Linked DNA regions of Homo sapiens: region 2 is linked to region 1. Evidence: chromatin loops called from intact Hi-C (ENCODE). Cell type or tissue: breast epithelium. All regions are shown on one strand.

Region 1 (5,000 bases):
CATGAACTACCCAGTTTAAACAAACAGTGACTTTTGGCCTCTTGCTGCTACTCTGACCAGCAAGCACCAGCTGCAGCCCCCGGGAGCTTGTTAGAATAAAGCAGCTCTGCCCATCCCAAGCCAACACAATCAGAATCTACATTTTAACAAGATCACCAGGTGAACTGTATTACATTCTAGGAGCATTGTTTCAAAACCATGCCACCAGAAGTTATTAATCTGAAGTTAGATTAACTTTGAAGGCAAGACAATGAGGTACCTGAAGTTCCCGTAAAGAGCAGGCTTAGGAACTTCTGTTCCTTACTAATCTACAACAATCAACAATTTAAGAATTGATGAACCAACAGCTTATACAACATGTAGTTTTTTTTCCTCTTCTTTATCATTCTGTACCTTTCTCCTTTACCACAAAGTGAGCAGAAATGGAATGAACCATTTTTTAATTATTCTTTCATTAACTTTTTTTTTCCAAAGGAAAAAGGTAATCTAGCAGAAGTTATTAACATCTGAAATGTTAAGGGTCTAAAACTGAGCATTAGTTATGAAATATACTTAAGCATAGATATTTCAAGAACCCCTTGCTAATTCCCATGTATCCTTTTCTTATACAAATTTTCTTTTAGTCACTGCTGGTTGTTTGGTTGGTTGCAAAAGAAAAAGAAAAATTTTATTTTAGAACTAATTCATGAAAAAAAAAAATGGATGTAAAGTAAACCCTAATCCAAGAAGCTATGAGCAGAGATAAATTCCTAAAAGAAATATCAGGCTACTTTCTTAGAATTGCGATGACTTTTCTCATTCCGTTGTAGTCACAAAATCATTTTTAAGGTAGAAAAGCAAGCGGGCACTCTAGGAGGGAATATTCTTAGGCTTGGATTGGCATCTAATATATCTGGAATGCTAGATGAGAATTCAGGCAACTTGGAATAAACTGTAATTTTTCTAAACTGTAAAGGCAGGAATGGTAGCAGCTTTCTACTTGACAAATCATAAAAACAATTAGATTACCTACCTCTAGTAGCTTGACCTCTTTTTTTTTTTTTTTTTTTCAGACGGAGTCTGCCTCTGTCGTCCAGGCTGGAGTGCTGGAGTGCAGTGGCACGATCTCGGCTCACTGCAAGCTCCGCCTCCCGGGTTCACGCCATTCTTCTGCCTCAGCCTCCCGAGTAGCTGGGACTACAGGTGCCCGCCACTATGGCTGGCTAATTTTTTGTATTTTTTTTTTTTTAGTAGAGACGGGGTTTCACTGTGTTAGCCAGGATGGTCTCGATCTCCTGACCTCGTGATCCGCCTGCCTTGGCCTCCCAGAGTGCTGGGATTACAGGCGTGAGCCACCGTGCCCGGCCATAGCTTGACCTCTTAAATAGCTGCTATGAAGCTAAGACAATAATTGGACATAGTATTTTCTCCAAACATTACTTCTGGAAAAGTTCAATTTGATAACAATAATGGATATGTTAGTCTAAAAGTTTCCAGAAGAAGTCATCACAACATGCCTATTGTTCTTAACTCCTGCAATAGAGAAGGCCTAAAAAGCTGTGCAATACAAAAGGTGAAAAATCATATTTAAAAACTTACATACATCACCCCTTGTGTAGGCCAAATAGAAGCATGTTTGCTCATGTGAACAGTTAAACATCAAGGGCAGATAATGAGGTCACTGAAGTTCCTGTAAAGAGCAGGCTTAGGAATTTCTGTTCCTTGCTCATCTACAACAACCAACAATTTAAGTAAGAATTGATGAGCCAGCAGCTTATTGATCATGTAGATTTTTTTTTTCCTTTTACCATTCAGTAACTTTCACTTTTACCACAAAGTGAGCAGAAATGAGATGAACCATTTTTTAATTGTTATTTTCATTAGCTTCTATTTCCAAAGGAAGCTAGGCTACTAGCTGAAATGAAAATCTGGATTTAGCACATCCTTATTCTGTATCATCACAGGTAGCAGAGTTGATTTAACAGAGCAATTACACAAGCATAATGGTTAGTTAAGATGATTTTAAGCCAATATCTATAATCCATGGCCAGTGGCCTCAATGTAGCTTACCTTGTTTGGATCCATTATAATGACAGTAGGATATCATGAGCTACCAAAAGTAGGCTTCTTTAAAACCAAAAAAAAAAAAAAAAAAAAAAACCCAATAAAAAGAACTCTTCAAATATTCTCCAAAGCAAAGATGAGTGAGGTTATATCATTCTACATTTAGTATTAAAAAGGCAGTATCACCAAACAAATTGAAGGCAACTTTGCAGACGTTGAGCAAAACCTACTTAAACAACCACCCCCAACTACAGAAAACTCTCCCCCTCTCCCCATGAAGGTGTAGCTTCCACTATGTACCCATACAATGTGTAGAATAAAAGCATCAAAGCAGACCATAGGCCTCCAAGAAGGCCACAACCAAGCAACAAAGAGCATCAACTAGCCACAGTTAAACCCAAGCCATAACTTAAATGCTTTCAATTAGTAACAGTTACATTTTCTTTTTCACTTGTTTGGTCATAAAATCTTGCCCCTTCAATGAGTCAGCAGTGACTCATAAGCACTTCCTACAAGAAGCACCCGCTTTTAGGCCCATCCCTTCCAGCCGAAGTGCTGAGACCCAGGATTGATTTTAGCTTCATCCTTGCTGATGCTTGAGTTTAATCACTTGTCTCTCTCATACTGGATATCCATGTTGGCCAGCAGTTACTCTGCAAAGTAGTGGTCTGCTGCTGTGCAGTGAGGAGGCAAATCCACAAAGGGGCACCAGGAGTAGTAGACAATTGGGAAGGAAATGCCATTTTTCTCTCTTCGCTCTTGTCCACTATAGCTCTGCCTCTTTGACTCCTCATCATAAGGTCCCAGCCTTTACAACTATGCCTCCTCCTGTACCAGCAGAGTCTCCTCTCAAGGTTTGGTTTTGGTTTACAAACAAAGAGGAACTGACTTTTTGCCTACACCACTAACTTTAGAACACGGTCCTTTGAAAAGTATCCAAAACTGAGGTCGGGAGTTCGAGACCAGCCAGACCAACATGGAGAAACCTCGTCTCTGCTAAAAATACCAAATTAGCCGGGTGTGGTGGCATATGCCTGTAATCACAGCTACTCGGGAGGTTGAGGCAGGAGAATTCCTTGAACCCAGGAGGCGGAGGTTGTGGTAAGCTGAGATCGCACCAATTGCACTCCAACCTGGGCAAAAAGAGCAAAACTCTGTCTCAAAAAAAAAAAGAAAATCCAAAACTGAGATGGAGGGGAAAAAACGCGACAGTTCTGAGAAGCTTTCTGCCTTAATTTCTTTCTTTCTTTCTTTCTTCTTTATTATTATTATTATTTTTTTTTGAGATCGTGTCTTGCTCTGTTGCCCGGGCTAGAGTGCAGTGGTGAGATCTCCGCTCACTGCAACCTCCGCCTCCATAGTTCAAGTGATTCTCCTGCCTCAGCCTCCCAAGTAGCTGGGACTACAGGCACCTGCCACCAAACCCGGCTAATTTTTATATTTTTTAGTAGGAATTGGGATATCCTAATTTCAAGTTAATGAAAAGAACAAGAAAAGTGCAGTGGTTAGTTTTACATGAGATCCAAACAAAACAGGTCAGATCACTTGTTTCAATTTCTCCAGCAATTTTCCACTGAAAACTTCCTATATATGGAAGGAATATAGAAAAAGAAAAGAGGAAATGTTTAAGGAGTGATGTCAGACAAAAGAGAAGGAGGCTGAGACGAGCAAGCAGGGAGGGCAAATTTTAAATTCTGGCAAATAGTCACTGCTAGACATGTCTGAAAATACCATCAAAAATTCTGCCAGGTTCACGGCCAACCTGAACTCACCCTTGGTGTATTTTCCCTCTATAAGGCAGTCTTTTGGGTCCAGATTGGCTCCTTGTTGACCTAAATTCAAAAGCTGTAAAAAAACGAACAAAGGATGAGTGATACCTTGCAGAAATGGTGTTACCGAAACCCAGAGTGTCACTTACTGGCGTCATAAATAATGAAGGACTAATAAATAATACATGGAAAAGAAAAGACCCTCGTCATTGTCACTTCATGTTTTCCTCACATTTTGTATCCATAAAGCCAGGCACAAATTGAATGAATATTTATTGAAAGGATGAATGGACATTTATAGGAGGTTTCACAATTCCTTATTTCCCTCAACAACTTTTATGTTATGCAAATGTTTTCTGTGTTTGAAAAAAAATACTTTAAAATGAAACTTGTTAAAACAATCTTTTATTGCTAGAACACTTGAAATCTCCCTTTTGCTTTTAAACACAATTTACCTGAGACCATGTACTATTTGCAGTATCAGAGGTAAACAGAAAAATCACTTTTTTTTTTTTTTTGAGACGGAGTCTCGCTCTGTCGCCCAGGCTAGAGTGCAGTGGCGCGATCTCAGCTCACTGCAAACTCCGCCTTCCGGGTTCACGCCATTCTCCTGCCTCAGCCTCCCGAGTAGTTGGAACTACAGGTGCCCGCCACCATGCCCGGCTAATTTTTTGTATTTTTAGTAGAGACAGGGTTTCACCGTGTTAGCCAGGATGGTCTCGATCTCCTGACCTAGTGATCCACCCTCATTGGCCTCCCAAAGTGCTGGGATTACAGGCGTGAGCCACCGCGCCTGGCCTCAGAAAAATCACTTTTATGGACTCAGATCAAGATGGTGCTTTCTCTGGGGGATTATGCCAAAATAGGAATGTGACCTGAAGGGAGAAGGAAGTGCACTTTAAAAACAGACCTTCGGCCGGACGCGGTGGCTCACGCCTGTAATCCCAGAACTTTGGGAGGCTGAGGCGGGTGGATCACGAGGTCAAGAGATCAAGACCATCCTGGCCAACATGGTGAAACCCCATCTCTACTAAAAATACAAAAATTAGCTGGGCATGGTGGCACGTGCCTGTAGTCCCAGCTACTTGGGAGGCTGAGGCAGGAGAATCGCTCGAACCTGAGAGGCGGAGGTTGCCATGAGCTAAGATCACACCACTGCACTCCAGCCTGGCGACAGAGTGAGACTCT
Region 2 (5,000 bases), 1.8 Mb before region 1:
GACAGTTATTCCCTGTGACTCACTTTCCTCTTCCTCTTTCTGTTTCTCTCTGTTGCTGTGTCTTTGGTGAAGCAGAGGGTAGAGGACATCATGGGTCAATGAGCTGTGGGTTGGGGCCCAGGACAAGGATAAACATTCCAGATCAAGAGTTGAGTGCTTGTCTCCCACACAGTACTCCCACTCCCTGCTCTGAGGCTACTTGCTGCTATCTTCATTGTGCATGTCAGGCAACGCAAATTCCCCCCATCCCCCATATACTCAGACCTCCAATCATTTGTCAAGTAGCTCATACGATATTATGTCGAGGGCCTGGGGCAGTACTTGCCCATAGCAAGTGCTCAGCTGAAATGCACTGAGGTACATGGCTGGAGCCCTACCCCGATTCTTACTGGATGAAGGCTTCCTCCCTCCCCTTGTTAGGCTGAGCCCCAGGCAACTTTTCCAGAAAGGGTACAGCTGTGGGGACAGGAGGGCATACATGCAGCACCCAGAAATGATTCTATCTTCTCTTCCATCCCTATTAGGCCAATCTTTCAGAATTTATGAAATATCAAGCAATGTAATCAAATGAGGAATCCGTTGCACGCACTGTGGGCCTGAAATACCAAAGGCAGCACAGTGAGGAACAGAAAGGAGGAATGCAATCTGTTTCCAGCAAGTTAAGGTAGAATTGAGCTTGCCTTCCTCCCCCACCTTCTCACTTAGCCTTTCACCAGAAAAATCATGCAATTTCCCCTTCTCTCTAATGTATACTAATGTATGGTATTTGTAGTGGATGAAATTGCCATGCAGGAATTTGGGATGCTGGTATCTGAGGAGGCAGATGTCTTGCGAAAAGGTTACCATGAACCTGTGGGGAGGGGTGTTGCCCACCGCCAGGGATCTACAGCTGAGACTGCTCTGCCTGGGCCTCCCACACGCTGGCTGGCATCTGGCTGGACTGGAACTGTAACCGCCAAATGGGTTCACCTTGCCCGCTGCCTAGACAGAACCAATTTATCAAGACAGGGGAATTACAATAGAGAAAGAGTAATTCACACAGAGCCGGCTGTGTGGGAGTCCAGAATTTTATTATTACTCAAATTAGTCTTCCCGAGCATTCTGGGATCGGATCTTTTAAAGACAACTTGATGGTTGGGCGCGGTGGCTCACACCTGTAATCCCAGCACTTTGGGAGGCCGAGGTGGGTGGATCACCTGAGGTCAGGACTTCGAGACCAGCCTGGCCAACATGGAGAAACCCCATCTCTACTAAAAATACAAAAATAAGCTGGGCGTGGTGACTGCGCCTGCAGTCCCAGCTACTCGGGAGGCTGAGACTGGAGAATCACTTGATCGAGGGAGGCAGAGGTTGCAGTGAGCTGAGATGGCACCACTGCACTCCAGCCTGGGCTACGGAGCAAGACCCTGTCTCAAAAAATAAATAAATAACATAAAGACAACTTGGTGGGTGGGGAGAAGCCAGTGAGCCGGGAGTGCTGATTGGTCAGGTCAGAGATGAAATCGTAGGGAACTGAAGCTGTCCTCTTGTGCTGAGTCAGTTCCTGGGTGGGGGCCACAAGATCAGGTGAGCCAGTTTATCCACCTGGGTGGTGCCAGCTGTGCCAGCTGATCCATCAAGTGCAGGGTCTGCAAAATATCTCAAGCACTGATCTTAGGAGCAGTTTAGGGAGGGTCAGAATCTTGTAGCCTCCAGCTGCATGACTCCTAGACCATAATTTCTAATCTGTGGCTAATCTGTTAGTCCTACAAAGGCAGTCTAGTCCCCAGGCAACAAGGAGGCTTCTTTGGGGAAAGGGCTGTTATCGTCTTTGTTTTAAACTGTAAACTAAGTTCCTCCCCAAATTAGTTCAGCCTATGCCCAGGAATGAACAAGGACAGCTTGACGTTTAGAAGCAAGATGAAGTTGCTTAGGTCGGATCTCTTTCACTGTTTCAGTTACAATTTTGCAATGGCAGTTTCAGAACCACTAACCTTATTTTGGCTCACAAACTTATATATGCTTTTCTGGACTTGCCCTCTCCCTTAGCTATACTTGTTTTTTTCCAAGATACTCGTTTTGACTCAAAAGAAAATTGTAATAGGGAAGAAATCAAATCTTCACCTTACTGCGAGGCAAACAGGAGTTGGAGAGGTTTGAAAGTGTTCTCAATTAGAGGACGGAAAAAAGTGTGACAGGTAGGCCACAGGGAAATGCTTTTCATTTGTTCAGACAGTCACATCAGAAAGAACCAATCTGTTAGAAATACTAAACGGGTATTGGTATGGATTTAGAACAAAGGCTACTGACATAAACATGAGCACGCACATGTCTGCAGTTCTGAGCTGGAAGACACATCTGTTTATTAAGGGCTCAGTCCCCTAGGGGCAGAGATGCCCAGACCGGTTAGACTGGATTGGGAGTCCATTATGGATTGAATCCATTGTGCTTGGGCCACCTGTCTGCTTGTGATAAGAGAGAGGCCCCGGAAGGCGGAAGAATCATCGGTTTCCCTGGTCAGATGAGGCATCAGGGGTGGTTTTTCCAAAGGGAGCTGTGTGGTTTTACTTTCCCCACGTAAGGATTGAAAATCATGTTATTTGCTTCATACTAATATACGTAGGTCTACATATGTGTAAAACCTCATTGAATCTCCTCCGCCAGCCAGTCGGGTGTTAATTGCCATTGACATCATTTCCACTTCACAGATGAGCACACCACAGTCCAGAGAGATTTAGCATCAGGTTATAATGTTTGGTGTTTGGACCCAGATAGTCTGGAGTCAGGAGGCTATGCAGATTAATCCAGTGGGCTCTTTATCACCGAAATAGAGCTCACTCATACATTCCAGAAGTATTTACTGAGATTCTGAGCGCTGGATGCCATTCCTGGTACAGGGTGTTGGGGAGGGAAGATGGGGGACCCAAATGTGAATAATGCTCAGCTCTGGCCTCTGGGAGCCCACCTGCTGCTGCGGAAAACAGCCAATGATAAAATAATGGGTAGGACAGGGAGAGTGGGATGGGATCCCAAGAGATTCTCCTCATTCAGCTGTGGGGTGATGGTATCAAGGAAAGACTTCCTGAGGGAGGTGAATCTCAAAGGATGAAGGGGTTACTGGTGGGCAAAGCACTGGGGATGAACATGCGTGTGGTGGAAGATGCATGTGTGTGTGCGTGTGTGTGTGTGTGTGTGTGAGGTCTGTGTATAGTATGTTAGGTGTGTGGGTGTTTATGTGCGTGTCTCTGAGGAGTATATATGAGGTGTGAGAGACGGGGTGTGTGTGTGGCTATGAAGAAAGTCTATGAGCAAATCTGTATAGCCAGTATAAAGACTTGAAATGTACTAAACGCATAGACATGATAAATATTTGGGTGCTGGAAACCCTAAATGCCCTGACTTATCATTACCGACTATCCATGTAACAAAATTTCACATGTACCCTGTAAATACATTCAAATATAATGCATCAAATCAATCAATCAATAATAGAAGGGTTGTAAAAAAGCAGGGTTCAGGAGCTTGATTGTGGAGAAGCAGGCTGTACTGTGACATTAACTTTCGTGTGAAACTCGTATCAGGAAGATACAGACAGGGATTTTTTCATCTCTGATAATGACAGCTCTGAGCACCTGGAGGGAGGAAGGCCCTAAAGTAATCTCTGTAAATGAGTAGAGGGCTGAAAAGACAAGCAGAATGAGATAGTTAAAGAGGACGATTTAGCCTTTATTGGGTCCCGAGGTTCTAAAGGGCTAGTTAGGGAGAGCATGCTGAGGCTGTCCTTGCAGCAGACCTGATTCAGGGGAAGCTCCCAAAGTCCAAGGGTCGTGGGCAGCAGGCAAGGTGGCTCTGGTGGCAGCAGTCTTGAATTCAAATCCTGCTCCCTCCACCTGTGTGACAATGTGACCTGGGGTAAGTTGTTTACCATTGTGGAGCCTCACTTTGCTCACCTATGAGGCAAAGGTAAAGGCATGGCTTGCAGGTATGTTAGGAAGATAACACGAACTAAAAATATGTGGACCTAGTGCCTTGTGGGCACTCCGTAGAGCAGCTTTCTTTAGGTTCTTAAGTCAGGGCCATAGGAGGGTGGTTTTTCCCGACACTATCAAATACAGTGTCAAAGCATGATATTCCAACACATTGAGCTTTAAAGATCGAATTGGCTATTATTAGCAATTCATAATCCAGGCAGTGTCCAGTCTCTGAAATAGACTGTCAGGAATGGCAGAACAGTGGATTTTTGTAAGGCACCTGAGCGGGAACGAGGAAAACAGCAAAAAGCAGATTGGTCAACATCAGCTGACTCTGGGTTATTTTCCTTGTATGGGTGAAAGGAGATGGGACTTCCTTAACACTGGCTCAGGTTGACTGGGCTTCTTTTGATTAGTTGCTATGAATCTCCTGGGTTGCGTTTGTTTGTTTGTTTGTTTGTTTTGAAAACTGGCCTGTTTGGGTATTTTTCTGTTTTTTAAAATTTCTGTTTGCTTATGTGGCACTTATCATGAGTGATTGCATTTTGGTTTGGTGTGTTGGGGCTTAATGCAGGTGCTCAGTCCAAAACAATGGCCTCTTATAGATTTTATTTAAGGATAGAATAATACAGAGGAAATCTGCCCAGGCAAACAGAGACAGTATATGAATTGTTATTTAAAGGAGCACCTAAATATCTTGGTTTGAGTGCTTTCTGTTTGTGGTTAGAAAACAATTTCAGAGAGAACTGAATCACAACACTAGAGGCACCATAGGTGGTCTCCAGTGCTCTCTATGAGGGTTAAGACATTCTCAAAAGAAATAAATTTTAATTAACTTTAACTTAAATATATCTAGAAATTTCAAAGGACGGTAGGAGTCCAGAGGCACATTGTAAATTTTAATACATTTTATTTTTTTTATTTATTTTCTTTTCGAGATGGAGTCTCACTCTATATACTAGGCTGGAGTGCAATGGCGTGATCTCGGCTCACTGCAACCTCCACCTCCCAGGTTCAAGTGGTTCTCCTGCCTCAGCCTCCTGAGTAGCT

The links. A loop is a pair of places that touch in the nucleus more often than their neighbours do. Peaks named below come from ENCODE experiments on the same cell type or tissue, not always from the same donor. Only the 100,000 strongest peaks of a DNase experiment are listed, where the experiment ranks them.
Region 2: it touches region 1 in a loop (17-fold over the local background); 1 of 110 quality-filtered maps calls a loop at or near these places.

Annotation. Positions count from the first base shown.
Region 1 is chr6:17,712,732-17,717,731 of GRCh38, forward strand. No RefSeq gene overlaps it. Among named protein-coding and RNA genes, the nearest start is that of NUP153-AS1, 8.2 kb to the left of the region's middle. In breast epithelium, no CTCF peak of the experiment used is centred here; no DNase peak of the experiment used is centred here.
Region 2 is chr6:15,905,905-15,910,904 of GRCh38, forward strand. No RefSeq gene overlaps it. Among named protein-coding and RNA genes, the nearest start is that of LINC02543, 87 kb to the right of the region's middle. RefSeq lists enhancers at 128-307, 2,274-2,568. In breast epithelium, no CTCF peak of the experiment used is centred here; a DNase peak (open chromatin) is centred at 2,377.